2 separate regions of the Homo sapiens genome follow, and region 2 is linked to region 1. Evidence: read pairs that join two places in POLR2A ChIA-PET (ENCODE). Cell type or tissue: Caco-2. All regions are shown on one strand. Each heading gives the region's core, and the rest is flanking DNA. Links, peaks and the distances in the headings are about the cores only.

Region 1 (6,277 bases), core at 368-5,367:
GCCAGCCATCCCCTCTGCCCTGCCTGTGCTTCCTACCACTGTGCAGGCCCAGGCTCAGGCCTCAGACCCAGGCCCCTCACCAGCCCCAGGCCCCTCACCAGCCCCGGGCCCCTCACCAGCCCCGGGCCCACCGCACCCTGGGGCCCTGCCCTGCCCTGCCCTGCCTCCCACCCCGGCTGAGCCCACCCACACCCTGCATTCTCACATTCCATTCTCCAGCCCCAAATTCCAGGTTCACGCAGCCAACTGCCCACCTGACACCCACTAAGATGCCAAGATTGTGAGCAGGTCAGAGCCGGGCTACCAAGCAGCAGTGCCCACCCCAGCCTGCCCAGTTCTCAAACCACCATGGGCCCAGCCACCACAGCTCCCTACATCACACCCGCAACCAAGACAGCGGCCAATCCTGTGCCCCAGTGGGCCAGAACCCACCTAGTCCAGCTGTCCTCCAAACCCACCTCCTCTGAGCCACAGAACCTCCCCACCAGCGGATGGGGGCAGAAGCCTGGGCCCTGCCTACTCTCAGCTTGTGCCCCCCTTGGGGCTGAGCCCCGGCGGGCACCCATGTCCTCCAGCTGTGAGCACTTTCCTCTATGGTGTTTGCTCTTCCCTCTGGGACATGGCCATGGGGCCCCTCAGAATGGCACATATTGGGCACCACGTGACTTCAGGTAGAATGACTGAGGGACCAGCCCAGCACAGCCAGGCAGGGCAGCGAGAGGCCGGGCAGGACACCCTCCGACCACTCTGAGGACAGGGATGGCTGCAGAGCCAATGCAGGCTCACACGCAGGGACAGACAGCTGGAGGCTGAGCCCAGGCGCAGGACTTCAGAGCCACCAGCCACAACCACACCCAAGGCCATGGGGTAGACAAGGGCAGTGTGGACTGAGCGGTCAGGGTCCCCATGAGATAAACAGGAACCACTCAGAAACACTTCTCTCCTGCCAGGAGCGGTGGCCTACGCCTGTAATCCCGGCACTTTGGGAGGTAGAGGCAGGCAGATCACTTGAGCCCAGGAGTTTGGGACCAGCCTGGGCGGCATGGTGAAACCCTGCGTCTACTAAAAATGAAAATACAAAAATTAGCTGGGCATGGTGGCACGCGCCTGTAGTCTCAGCCACTCAGGAGGCTGAGATGGGAGGATTAGTTGATCCCGGAAGATCGAGGCTGCAGTCCCAGCCACTCAGGAGGCTGAGGTGGGAGGATGACTTGATCCCGGAAGATCAAGGCTGCAGTCCCAGCCACTCAGGAGGCTGAGGTGGGAGGATGACTTGATCCTGGAAGATGGAGGCTGCAGTGAGCTGACTGTGCCACTGAGTGACAGAGCAACATCTTGTCTCAAAAAAAAAAAAAAAAAAAAGAGAAACCCTCCTGTCCAACCAAGGCGGGACTTCAGAGGCCGTAGGACACATTCCCTGGGCTCCAGGGGGAGGTGCGACCACCACAGGCCCCAGAGGTTGTGATCCTGACCTGGCCGGAGTCCCAACCAGCCTCATCCCTCAAGGCAGGGTCAGCCAGGACCAGGTGAAGGAGCCCTGAAGTAGTGCAGAAAGGGAAGCAGAGGCCAGGAAGGCTGAGCCAGCCGGAACAGAATAGGCAAGCGTATGAGACACTGCACTTCCATCTCATTAATCGTTTTTTCTTTTTCATATAGGGTCTCACTCTGTTGCCCAGGCTGGAGTGCAGTAACAAGATCATAGCTCACTTGGCCTCATAGCCTTGGTCTCCAGGCTCAAGCGATCCTCCTGTCTCGGCCTCCCTTCTATGTAGCTGGGACTACAGGCACATGCCACTACACCCAGCTGCTTTTTTTATTTTTTGTAGTGGTGGGGCCTCCCTATGTTGCCCAGGCTGGTCTTGATCTCCCAGGCTCATGCAATCCTCCCATCCAGGCCTCCCAAAGCGCTGGGATTACAGGCATGAGCCACTGCATCCAGCTGCACCACCTCTTAATAAACATTAGTTTTGGCCGGGCACAGTGGTTCATGCCTGTAATCCCAGCACTTTGGGAGGCCGAGGCGGGTGGATCACCTGAGGTCAGGAGTTCAAGACCAGCCTGACCAATACGATGAAACCCCATCTCTACTAAAAATACAAAAATTGGCCGGGCATGGTGGCGCACTGCTGTAATCCCAGCTACTCAGAAGGCTGAGGCAGGAGAATCGCTTGAACCCGGGAGGCGGAGGTTGCAGTGAGCCGAAACTGCGCCACTGTACTCCAGCCTGGGTGACAAGAGCAAGACTCTGTCTTAAAAAAAAAAAAATTTCTAGTTTTGTTGAAGTTTATTGCACCTTCCAGTAAGCGCACTTGGTCTCACGCGCCAGGTGACCTCTGCTGTTTCCTGTGAGGCCATCTTCGCCTCTGTCTTCCTGGGAAGCAAACTGCACTGTCCTTACACAGATGCTGGCTCGTCCAGGGTGCAGGGCCCTACTGCCCCAGCCAGGCCGACACCGTGGGCCTCCAGGCTGTTCCGTGGGTCTGGGGCAGGTCGCAAGACAGAAGGGAAAAGCTGCAGCTGGCCTTAAGACAGGAAGTCTATGGGGACAGAGGGGATGGGGGTCTTGAGGATGACTCGGGCTCCTGAAGGCAGGGGAGGGAGGCAGGAGAGTGTCAGAGAGGCAGTGTTGTGAGGACCTCCATGCCTGCTCTGAGCTGGGGGCCACACAGCCCTGCCTGCCCATCCAGCTTTAACCCTGTGGACTGGCAACCCCCGACCCACAGAACAAGAGGGCGTGACTTCAGGCGACTCGAGCCACTGCATGTGTGATAACAACTAGAGCTGAAGGCCAGGGTCCCATCCCTGCTCCATCATGACGGGCAGCACTAGGGCACCCTGCCGGCTTCCCTCCCGCAGGCCCTGGCCTCTCAGGCCCTCTCCACCGCCAGCATCATGGGGGCACACGCGCACCCAGGACTTGGACTGCCCTGAATTCACGCATCACATCGAGAGGTGACAACTCCATGACAATAAGCCTGCTTTTGTGCTCGTAAAAATCAAGTCCCCCAGGCCCGTGAGAGTCCTGGTTCTGTGGCAGTTTATAAAAAGCAGGGCTTCAAGTGGACTTGCTCCCAGCCCAAGAAGAGCCCTGTCCGGCAGTCGAGGGTTGCTGAGAGCACGGGGGACTTTCAGAGGCTGCAGGTGGAGGAGGGTTGAGGTCTGAGGGCCTGGAACAGAGCTGGAACCAGCAGGTGGAGGTGGCAGGAGCCCTTAGGAGGAGCTGGCGGAGGGGCCGGAGGGTGGCGCAGGCCAGGGAGCATTTGCACAAATCCTGGTGGCCCACAGGAGGCCCAGCTGCATGAGAGGGTCAGAGAGGTGCTCCTGAAAGGGAGGCCTTGCTGGCCACGGCCAGGTCTTGCCGGTGCTCCTGGGTCCCATGCACCGGAATGGGAAGGCAGGCGGTCTAGGCGTGTCCACCCCTGGGACCAAGGAGGCCCAGACAGGCTGAGACTGGAGCTGGAGCCCCAGGTGTGTGCTGTCACTCAGGCACATGCCCCAGTGAGAGCATGTTCTGGCAGGGGGAATGGACGTGGCCTCGGGGCAGGGCCGGCAGGAGCCTGGAGGTGGCCCCACAAGCCCCATCGTCTGCCCACCTCAGGTCAGAGTCCGACAGCCCCAGAAGAGAGGGGAGCCCGGCAAGGCAGGCAGGGCTGGAGGCCTCAGGGCCACCTGTGTCTGCTGGTGGGGGGCGGGGGGGGTGCCATGAGGCCGACCCTCCTTCCGCCAGGCTGAGGCACGTCCCCCGGACACAGATGGCTCTTTGTCAGGGATGAGCTGAGCTTGCTGAGCAGCCTCTGGAACAAAGCCCCTCTGTCCATGCTGTGCCTCCCCACCCGGAGCACCACCTCCCGGGAAGGAGCAGAGCCCCGGGCTCCCATCCGGCGCACCCACCAGGCACAGCCTTGGCCGGAGGTGGGGGCAGCTGTGCTCACAGCCCAGGGCCAGGCCCACAGCGGGAGCCCAAATGAAGGGGGGCGGGGCCGAGATAATCCCGCTCCAGGGAGGCCTGTGCCACCTCCCCGTGGTCCTGCCACTCACCAGTGCTGGGGTATGCATGTCCTCCAGCACCTGGCCAGCCCTACACTGGCCACCACTGCCCAGGGGCTCCTCCACGCTCCCACCCCCAAACAGGGAAACCCGACAGGGTGGCAGGGGGAGGGCCAGCGGCAGGAAAGCTGCTACAATTTATTTCCGAGTCCCCTCCAGACCACCAGGCTGAGCCTGTCACGACCTCCTCAAGGGACCAGCCATTCCTGTCCCCAGTGCTGCTAGCCACAGGCCTGGGATCCGGCCAGAGTCAGCCCAGCCCCACCCCTGGAGCGAGCATGTGACGTGGGCTCTGCATCTGCATCGTCCCTGCGGCCACCTGGCCTTGGAATCTGCTCCTCCAAGACCCAGCCAGGCTGGGCCAGGGCAGGCTTCCCACACGAGGGCCCGTCGACAGGCCCTCAGCGTCCAGGTGGCGGGATCCAGATGAGACCAGGGCGGGCTCCCACCAGCCTGGCCAGTTCCTGCCGACACTGTCCCTGTAGTCGACGTAGCACCGCCTCCAGGCAGGCCTCCTGGCTCCTCAGCGTCCTGATCACCACAGCTGCCCGCAGGTCCCGGTCCCCTGCTGCCCCATCCTCTCGTCTCACCAGCCGGTGTGGCCCATGGGGCTGGGCCGGGCCACCGTCTCGCTCCCAGCACTGCTGTAGAGCTCCCAGCTCCTTTTCCACAGCCTCCCGAGAGGCCCGCCGCGCGGCACTCCACTCTGGCCCCCGTCCACAGCCTCCAGCCTGCGTGGGACACAATGGCAATGGCTCTGTCCCCCCAGGACACTGGCCTCAGGCTCCCTGAGCATTCCCTGAGCCCAGACTCAGGTGCAGGCGCTGCAGGCATGCGGGAAACGCCCATGCTCTTCAGAGAGGCTTACTGAAAATTTTAAGGGGAAAATCATGCCTGCAATTTAAGTTAAAACTCTTCAGAAAAAGAAAATAGATGGAGCCAACACAGCCCCGTGTTCACAGCCATGAACCTGCGCAGGTTAAGCGGGCAGCTCTGAGTCTAGGGTGGAGGCCCAGGTGGCCACCAGGAGGTTAGACGGGTCCCAGGCAGGTGTGGAGGAGTGACTACTACCGTGTGATGCATGTGTGGCGGACGCATGGGAGCAGCAGGGCCCACACAGCACGGGCTTCCCTCCCTCATGCAAAGAATCAGACAACAGACCTCCCGCAGGAGGGGCGGGGGCTGTCTCGCAGCAGCTGCGGCTCCTCACCAGGTGCCCTCCCGCTCCCTCAGGGTACGTGCCTCTAAGTGTGTCCCCTGCCATGCTTGACAAATGCAACTGTAGGATTCAGCAAGTCCAAAGTGCCCTCAGGTCAGCCATCCCCCGAAGGTGGGGCTGGGCTGGTGCCCAGAGCGAGGCTGGCACTCACCTTGGCCTCCCAGGCCGCCCGCCTGCGCTCCGCAGCCTCCCGCAGCTCCTCCTCCAGTGCCTGCAGCTCCCGCACTACCAGGTCCAACTCGCCACCCCCGCGCTCGGGGACCCAGGGCAGGAAGGTGGGCTGTGAGGCTGCAGCAGGCACCTCCGGGGCACAGGTGCCCAGGACCGTGTCCTACAGAGACCCAAGTGAGACAGCGTGCACCAAGCCAAGGGGACAGAGGGACAGAGGGCAAAGAGGGCAGTGGTAGTCCCCCAGGTCCCACAGCGGGCTGGATGCCACCATCTCAGCAACTGTGACGTCCAGGGAGGCACAAAGGCCACACTCTAGAAGGCCATGGAGCTGAGGGCGGGGGCAGCAGTGAGCCTCCCCAGAAGGCGAGTGGAAGTCCTAGAAAGAGCCTACACTAGGTCTGTGGCCTCCCTAAAAGCCCCTCTTCCTGTCTGGAAAACAGGAAGATCCCGAATGCCCCACCTGGGGGCTGCTGTGGGAAGGGATGCCGGGAGAGGGATGCGCGGGCTTCCTCACCATCCACCGCCAGAAGACCAGCTCAGAGCGCCGCCACGCCAGGACAGCCTCCAGGCGCTGGTTCTCACGCTCCAGAGTCCGCAGCAGCTGGAAGGCAAACGGCAGCTGGCCTAGAACCTCACACGGGACCCCATGGACAGACAGTCGGATGGACAGCTGGACCCAGCGCCGACACCCGGCCCAACGCCTAGCTCACGCCCCGCCCCTGCAGCCCTCCCCTGCCTGCGCCCAGGTTCTCTGGCCAGAGCGATGAGCAGGGCACCCTGGTGTGGTGCGGACGCCACAGCCCACCTGTCCTTTCTGCAGTGCAGGGCAGCCCCCAACCA
Region 2 (6,277 bases), core at 730-5,729, 440 kb before region 1:
TTGGATAGATAAGTGAGTGGATGGATGGATGGATGGATGAATGGGTATGTGAAGGGATGGATGTATTAGAGTGGGTAATTAGGCAGGCATGAGCTGATAGTCAAGGGATTGTTAAACTGCCTCTCTAAAATAATTATTGGTCTCGGCTGGACGCGGTGGCTCATGTCTGTAATCCCAACACTTTGGGAGGCTGAGGTGGGCGGATCACAAGGTCAAGAGATTGAGACCATCCTGACCAACATGGTGAAACCCTGTCTTTACTGAAAATACAAAAATTAGCTGGGCGTGGTGGCGTGCATCTATAGTTCCAGCTACTCGGGAGGCTGAGGCAGGAGAATTGCTTGAACCTGGGAGGAAGAGGCTGCAGTGAGCTGAGATTGTGCCACTGCACTCCAGCCTGGTGACAGAGCAAAGCTCTGTCTCAAATAATAATAATAATAATAAATAATAATTGATCTCAGCCAGCGCCAAGAAAAGGCAGTCTCCCAATAGATAGAAAACACCCGAAACTGGTCATCAGCAGCTTCCTGATAAGATCTCAGGCATTGGGTGAGTGGGCTCAAGCATATGCACTAAGAGGCAAAGTGGCAGAGTTTAACTGGCACATAATCTTCCTCTAGGAACACTCTAATAGTAAGAGAAGGACACCTCAAATGAGCATGTGCACATTTCATTAAACCCACTGTGTATGCAGCCCCTCCCAAGTGCTGGCAGGCCACTGTACATGTGGGCAGCCCACTCCAAGGGAAGAATCAAGGGAGAAGAAATACAAATCCCAGAACCATGTCAATGTATAAAACCCCAAGTCAAGGGCCGGACAGAGCACTTAGATCTCTCAAGTCGCCCACTTAGCCCTCTTCCAAGTGTACTTTACTTCCTTTAGTTCCCACTTTAAAACTTTAATAAACATTTACTCCTGCTCTAAAACTTGCTTGGGTCTCTCACTCTTCTGTATGCCCCTTGGCCAAATTCTTTCCTCCAAGGAGGCGAGAATCAAGTTGCTGCAGACCTGTATGGATTCGCTCCTGCTAACAGATAGCTGGATGGGTGGACAGATGCATGAATTAGTGGATGGACGTTTGGATGTGTGGGTGGGTGGGTGGATTGTGGGATGGCTGGATGAATGCATGGCTGGATGGGTGGACACATGCATGAATTAGTGGATGGATGTTTGGATGTGTGGGTGGGTGGGTGGATTGTGGGATGGCTGGATGAATGCATGGCTGGATGGGTGGACAGATGCATGAATTCGTGGATGGACGTTTGGATGTGTGGGTGGGTGGGTGGATTGTGGGATGGCTGGATGAATGCATGGCTGGATGGGTGGACAGATGCATGAATTCGTGGATGGACGTTTGGATGTGTGGGTGGGTGGGTGGATTGTGGGATGGCTGGATGAATGCATGGCTGGATGGGTGGACAGATGCATGAATTCGTGGATGGACGTTTGGATGTGTGGGTGGGTGGGTGGATTGTGGGATGGCTGGATGAATGCATGGCTGGGTGGGTGGATGGATGCATGGATAAGTGGTGGACGGATGGACGGGTGAGTGGATGGGTGGATGTGTGTGTGGATGGGTGGATAGGAAAGCCCTCTAATTGATTACAGGGCTCAGTGTGTGCTTCAACATCATGATGGCATCATCACATTGGTCCCTGTATGAAGCAGTGGGGGAGGAGAGTGTACCAGGGGAGCAGGAATGACTTTTCTCCAGAATCGACCTCTCCCACCCTGCAGCCTGGGCTGTGCAGGCCACATTGGAGAAGGTGCGGTCGACTACTCCTAAATGTTGTTGTGTCCAATGGCTTGTTGACGTTGATGTAGGAATGAGCCTACATCTCCACCATAGATGGAACTGTTTGGGTCCCCAAAGCAGAAAGCCTCTTCTGTTGCAGGTGCTGAAGTTTCCATCTTCTTCTGCTTATACGGAAGCTCACGCATCCCTTGGGTGGCAGGCGTCAGGTTCCTGTGCGCACTGAGTTCCCCCCTTACATGCTTTGGACAGAAGTGTGAGACACACAAGATTGCTGCAGGAAGTCCACCTGTGGGGATGCTGCGACTTCTCCAGCAAGAACACGAGTCTGCTCATTGACCATCACCACACATAACAAATTAAGTGTCCCTTTTTTGATAACACGTCATTGTTTCACAGAGTATTCTTTTAAAGTGTATAAGTTGACTGCAGTTATTATTTTTTACTTCTGTTACTAATTTACTCATAATTAGGCACAATTTACACTTAAGAAATTTCTTAATAGTTTTTTCCTCCTTAAGGTGAACTACAGTCAGATAACATACTTATCAATTGTCTCTAGCTCTTGTCAGAAAAACATATAGATGTGTGTGTGCGTGTGTCTTGGCCTTTCCAATGATGAATTAAGATGTGCATTGAGAAGGCATTCACTTTATTTGACGTTAAGGAAGTACCAAGAAGACGCTCTCCACAGACCCTGGGAAAGCCAGCAGCTGCACCCCGAGGCTGTGCCAGGCAGGGAACAAGGAGGCAGCACCACCTGCTGGGCAGGGAAAATGTCCTCCCAGTCCCTGCCGCTTCTCTGCAGAGGCACAAAGAGCTGCCCCTTCTCCTGGGCCTTCTCCTGGGCTGATGAGATTGCTCCCCGATATGCCAAATCAGGGTTGTGCATCTGAGGCTCTGTCTAGACTCTCAGCTCCTTCCTACTCCTGCAAAGTGAAGAAAACAATGCCAAGGGGTCCTGGAGGCGTCTCTACCCCTGGAGAGTTTTGACTCTCTTCAATAGTCTCCACTACCCTGCCCTCACTCCATGTCCTCCGTTTCTCCCTAAAGCGGTGCCCAGTCTGATTGCACTGTGGCAGGGATAACGAGGGGCCAGGACATCAGGGGAGAGAAGTTTCTACCTGAGTCACAGCAGCGGCTGCCCTGCAGACTCCTGAAGACACAAGACACATTTCCATCCCAGAGACCCAGCGAAATGCAACCTCAAACTAGAGACAGCCAGTTATTTTTTCTTGTTCTGTCCTGGAGAGGCCACTGAGAAAGTCGAGCCCCTTGTTGAGGAAAACATGAGATCTCTGTGTGTCGTCCTCTGCCTGATGGCTGTACCTCCATGTGAGTGTCTCAGAGATTTCAGAACGGGGGCTGTGGGCTGTGGTGTCCGCTTGTGACTCATCTCTTTGCTTCTTGTCCCTGAGTGTCCTGCATCAGATGCAGCTACTGGAGTCATGCCCAGGGCTGGTGAGGTCCTCACAGACCTCTGGGCCTGGACCCAGCAGCCCTCTGGGAAGGCGCTGGGGCACCTCAGCTCCAGGGGCAGCACACACTTCAGCCCAGCCTTTCTGGGCCAACTCTCCATCTGTAGAGACACATCCAAGGCCCAGTTATCCCTGCAGCTGAGCTCCGTGATGGCCAAGGGCAGGGCCGCACATTCCCGTGGGAGACAGAATGGGGACCTCAGCGTGAGCCCAGACACAAACCTCCCTGCAGGGAAGCACAAGACCACCAGGCGGCGCTCCAGACCACACAGCGGCCCCAGAAGCAGGTTTTAGGGGGCGGGGCAGACGTGTCCGCGTTGAGTCAGGTCATTGGTTTTACTTTCCCTGAGCAAACGGCCTCTGCCAAGGACTCACTGCACCTCTCACCTTCACAGTTGTTTTTTTTTTTTTTTTTTAATCACCCTGTAGAGTTTTGCTAGCTAATTTAGATATTGAGGAGTGCTTCATACTTCCTTGGGCCTCTGCTTGCAGAAACATAGCAATTGTAAGGAGGCACGTGGGAAAGCCCCGGCTCGGTGACCCGGGGGATGCTGCTGTGGCCCTGGCAAGAGGGCGTCGGGCCGCAGTAACAAAGGTGCAGACGGCTCTCAGCCTGCGCCCGCGGAGTACAACACATAAGGGCTGTAACCTAACGAAAAAAGAATCGCAGTGCAACTGTCCTGCATTTGAGTTTGTGATCAGTTTTGCCCTTTGTCTTTAACAGGTTCTAACATAAAATTTTGAATGTTGGTTCAAGCCCTGTGGGTAAAATGCACTTACCCACATTCCTTAAACAAATAGAACACTGAGGTGGAAATGTTTTGAAAAAGTAGTTTTCAGACATTTGGAAACAAGCATCACAGGATCATAACCCCTGAGAAAAGAAAAACAAATGAACGAATCCTGCTATTGCCTGAAAGCAGCTGCCAGGACACACGGAAAGGCTTAGTGAGCTGAGCGGACAGAGAGCAGAGTTCAAGGCAGCAGCAGCCCGAGGGGAGGAGCACCGGGGAGCAGGCTGCTGTGCAGCCAGGATGGGCCGGGGTGGGGCGGGGGGAGAACAGCTGGAGACTTGCCGCAGGGAGGGGGATCCCTCAGGTTTGGGGCTGAGAACTGACTTATGCCTGACTTATGCCTGCATGAAAAGAAACTACTCGATATCAGGGGGAAATCACCAGAAACCTGTGGACCCAAAACTACACAGAGCCTACACAAGGAAAGCATTGTTTGTGTTCTCCCAGCCAGGGTGGAAAGACCTTGAGATATGTAAAGCTTCAAGCAATCTTCCGAAGTAATCTCGTGAGTAGTGGTGCCACATTAATTCAGGACTAAAGGCTGCTCTGAACTGAACCTAAGAAATGCTTCAAGTGTAGCCTGGAGCCCGGGTGCAGTGGCTCACACCTGTAATCCCAGCACTGTGGGAGGCCGAGGCAGGCGGATCACTTGAGGTCAGGACTTTGAGACCAGCCTGGCCAACATGGCAAAACCTGTCTCTACTAAAAACACAAAAATTAGCTGGGCGTGGTGGCAGATGCCTGTAATCACCTCCCACCTGGACCCTTCCTTGATACATCAGAATTACAACTAGAGATGAGATTGGGGTGGGGACACAGAGCCAAACCGTATCACATAGGAACCTAAAAGGATAATAAAGTAGGAAAACTTCCCACATCAGTAACCCTTTATCCGATAGTAATCCCAATCTGCAAAGTAAAACTGTGTGATTTTACTAAGATAACGGAATCTTCTCTACAGGACTTTCCAGTGCAAAAGCTCCCCACCCTCACCATGAAATGCACGTGACCATTTCCAATTTGTGTAAAGTCCTCAGTTAGTACTGAGACTTCGGAAGGTTAGAAATCCCTTTGCTCATGCTGCATGGTCCGGATGAGATGTAAGAATCATTAGCTAATAGACATGCAACAGCTTTTGTGTGAAAGATGTTATGAGACATTTAAGGTATTTGCTTGTGATTACTAAGCATTCATTGTATCATTGGAGCACATGTGCTTTTATACCCTGGAGAAATTCCAGTAATTGAATTGCTGGGTTGAATGGGATTTTGATTTGGATTAAATTTAAACTATAGATTTTATTTAGGGAAAACTGGCATCTTAATTATGTTATTGGGGGGCCCTTGCTCCCAGAGCTCCCAAGATGGTGGCAGGCCGCTTCCAAAATGACCGCAGGCCACTTCCAAGATGGTGGCAAGCCTCATGTTCTCTGACCTGGGGTTCTTGGCCTCACGGATTCCAAGGAATGGAAGCTTGGGCCATGCAGTGAGTGTTATAGCTCTATTAGAAGCCGTGGGTCACGGAAGAGAACCGTGGAACCCAGTGACTAGTGTTCAGCTCGATTAGGACGAACCCAGGCACTTAGCCGTGCAGGAACAATGGCGAGCATTTGGTCCGATCGAGAGTGGCAATGGGCGCCTCGCTGGATCAGGAGCACAGCGGATACCCTGATGGATCCGGAGGGATGGAAGCCAGCGGTGGGTCTCCCACGGGGGCAAACAGCAGTGGTGGACGGTGAGCGAAAGCGAAGCTCGAGCCGTAACAAACATGGACCAGAAGAGTGCAGTTGCAAGATTTAGTAGAGTGAAGACAGAGCTCCCATACAAAGGGAGGGGACCCAAAGAGGGTAGCTGTTACCGGCTCGAATGCCTGGGTTTATATCCCGATCATTGTCCCTCCCGCTGTGCTCTCAGGTGATAGATGATTGGCTATTTCTTTACCTCCTGCTTTTGCCTAATTAGCATTTTAGTGAGCTCTCTTTACTATCTGATTGGTCGGGTGTGAGCTGAGTTGCAAGCCCCGTGTTTAAAGGTGGAAGTGGTCACCTTCCCAGCTGGGCTTAGGGATTCTTAGTCGGCCTAGGAAATCCAGCTAGTCCTGTCTCTCAATTACACTGAGTTTTCCAATCCATGCATCCAATATGTGGTGTATCTCTTCATATGTTCATAGCCTCTGAGCAATGTTTTACAATTTTCTGTGTAAAGAACTCCACATCGTTTTATGTTTCTTCTAAGGTATATCCTGATTGCTT

What was found. Peaks named below come from ENCODE experiments on the same cell type or tissue, not always from the same donor. Only the 100,000 strongest peaks of a DNase experiment are listed, where the experiment ranks them.
Region 2: POLR2A ChIA-PET joins it to region 1 with 6 read pairs; 2 of 35 experiments call an interaction of 5 or more read pairs at or near these places.

Annotation. Positions count from the first base shown.
Region 1 is chr14:105,497,118-105,503,394 of GRCh38, reverse strand. It overlaps TEDC1 (tubulin epsilon and delta complex 1), which reads right to left. Exons shown (of 9, transcript NM_001367178.1): 7 at 5,952-6,038; 8 at 5,418-5,597; 9 at 4,147-4,778. The coding sequence ends at 4,449. Among named protein-coding and RNA genes, the nearest start is that of TEDC1, 9.0 kb to the right of the region's middle. RefSeq lists a silencer at 4,289-4,583. In Caco-2, for the core only: no CTCF peak of the experiment used is centred there; a DNase peak (open chromatin) is centred at 3,394.
Region 2 is chr14:105,942,349-105,948,625 of GRCh38, reverse strand. It overlaps IGH and the pseudogene IGHVII-1-1. Among named protein-coding and RNA genes, the nearest start is that of FAM30A, 28 kb to the right of the region's middle. In Caco-2, for the core only: a CTCF peak has its summit at 3,469 (motif pointing right); a DNase peak (open chromatin) is centred at 3,515.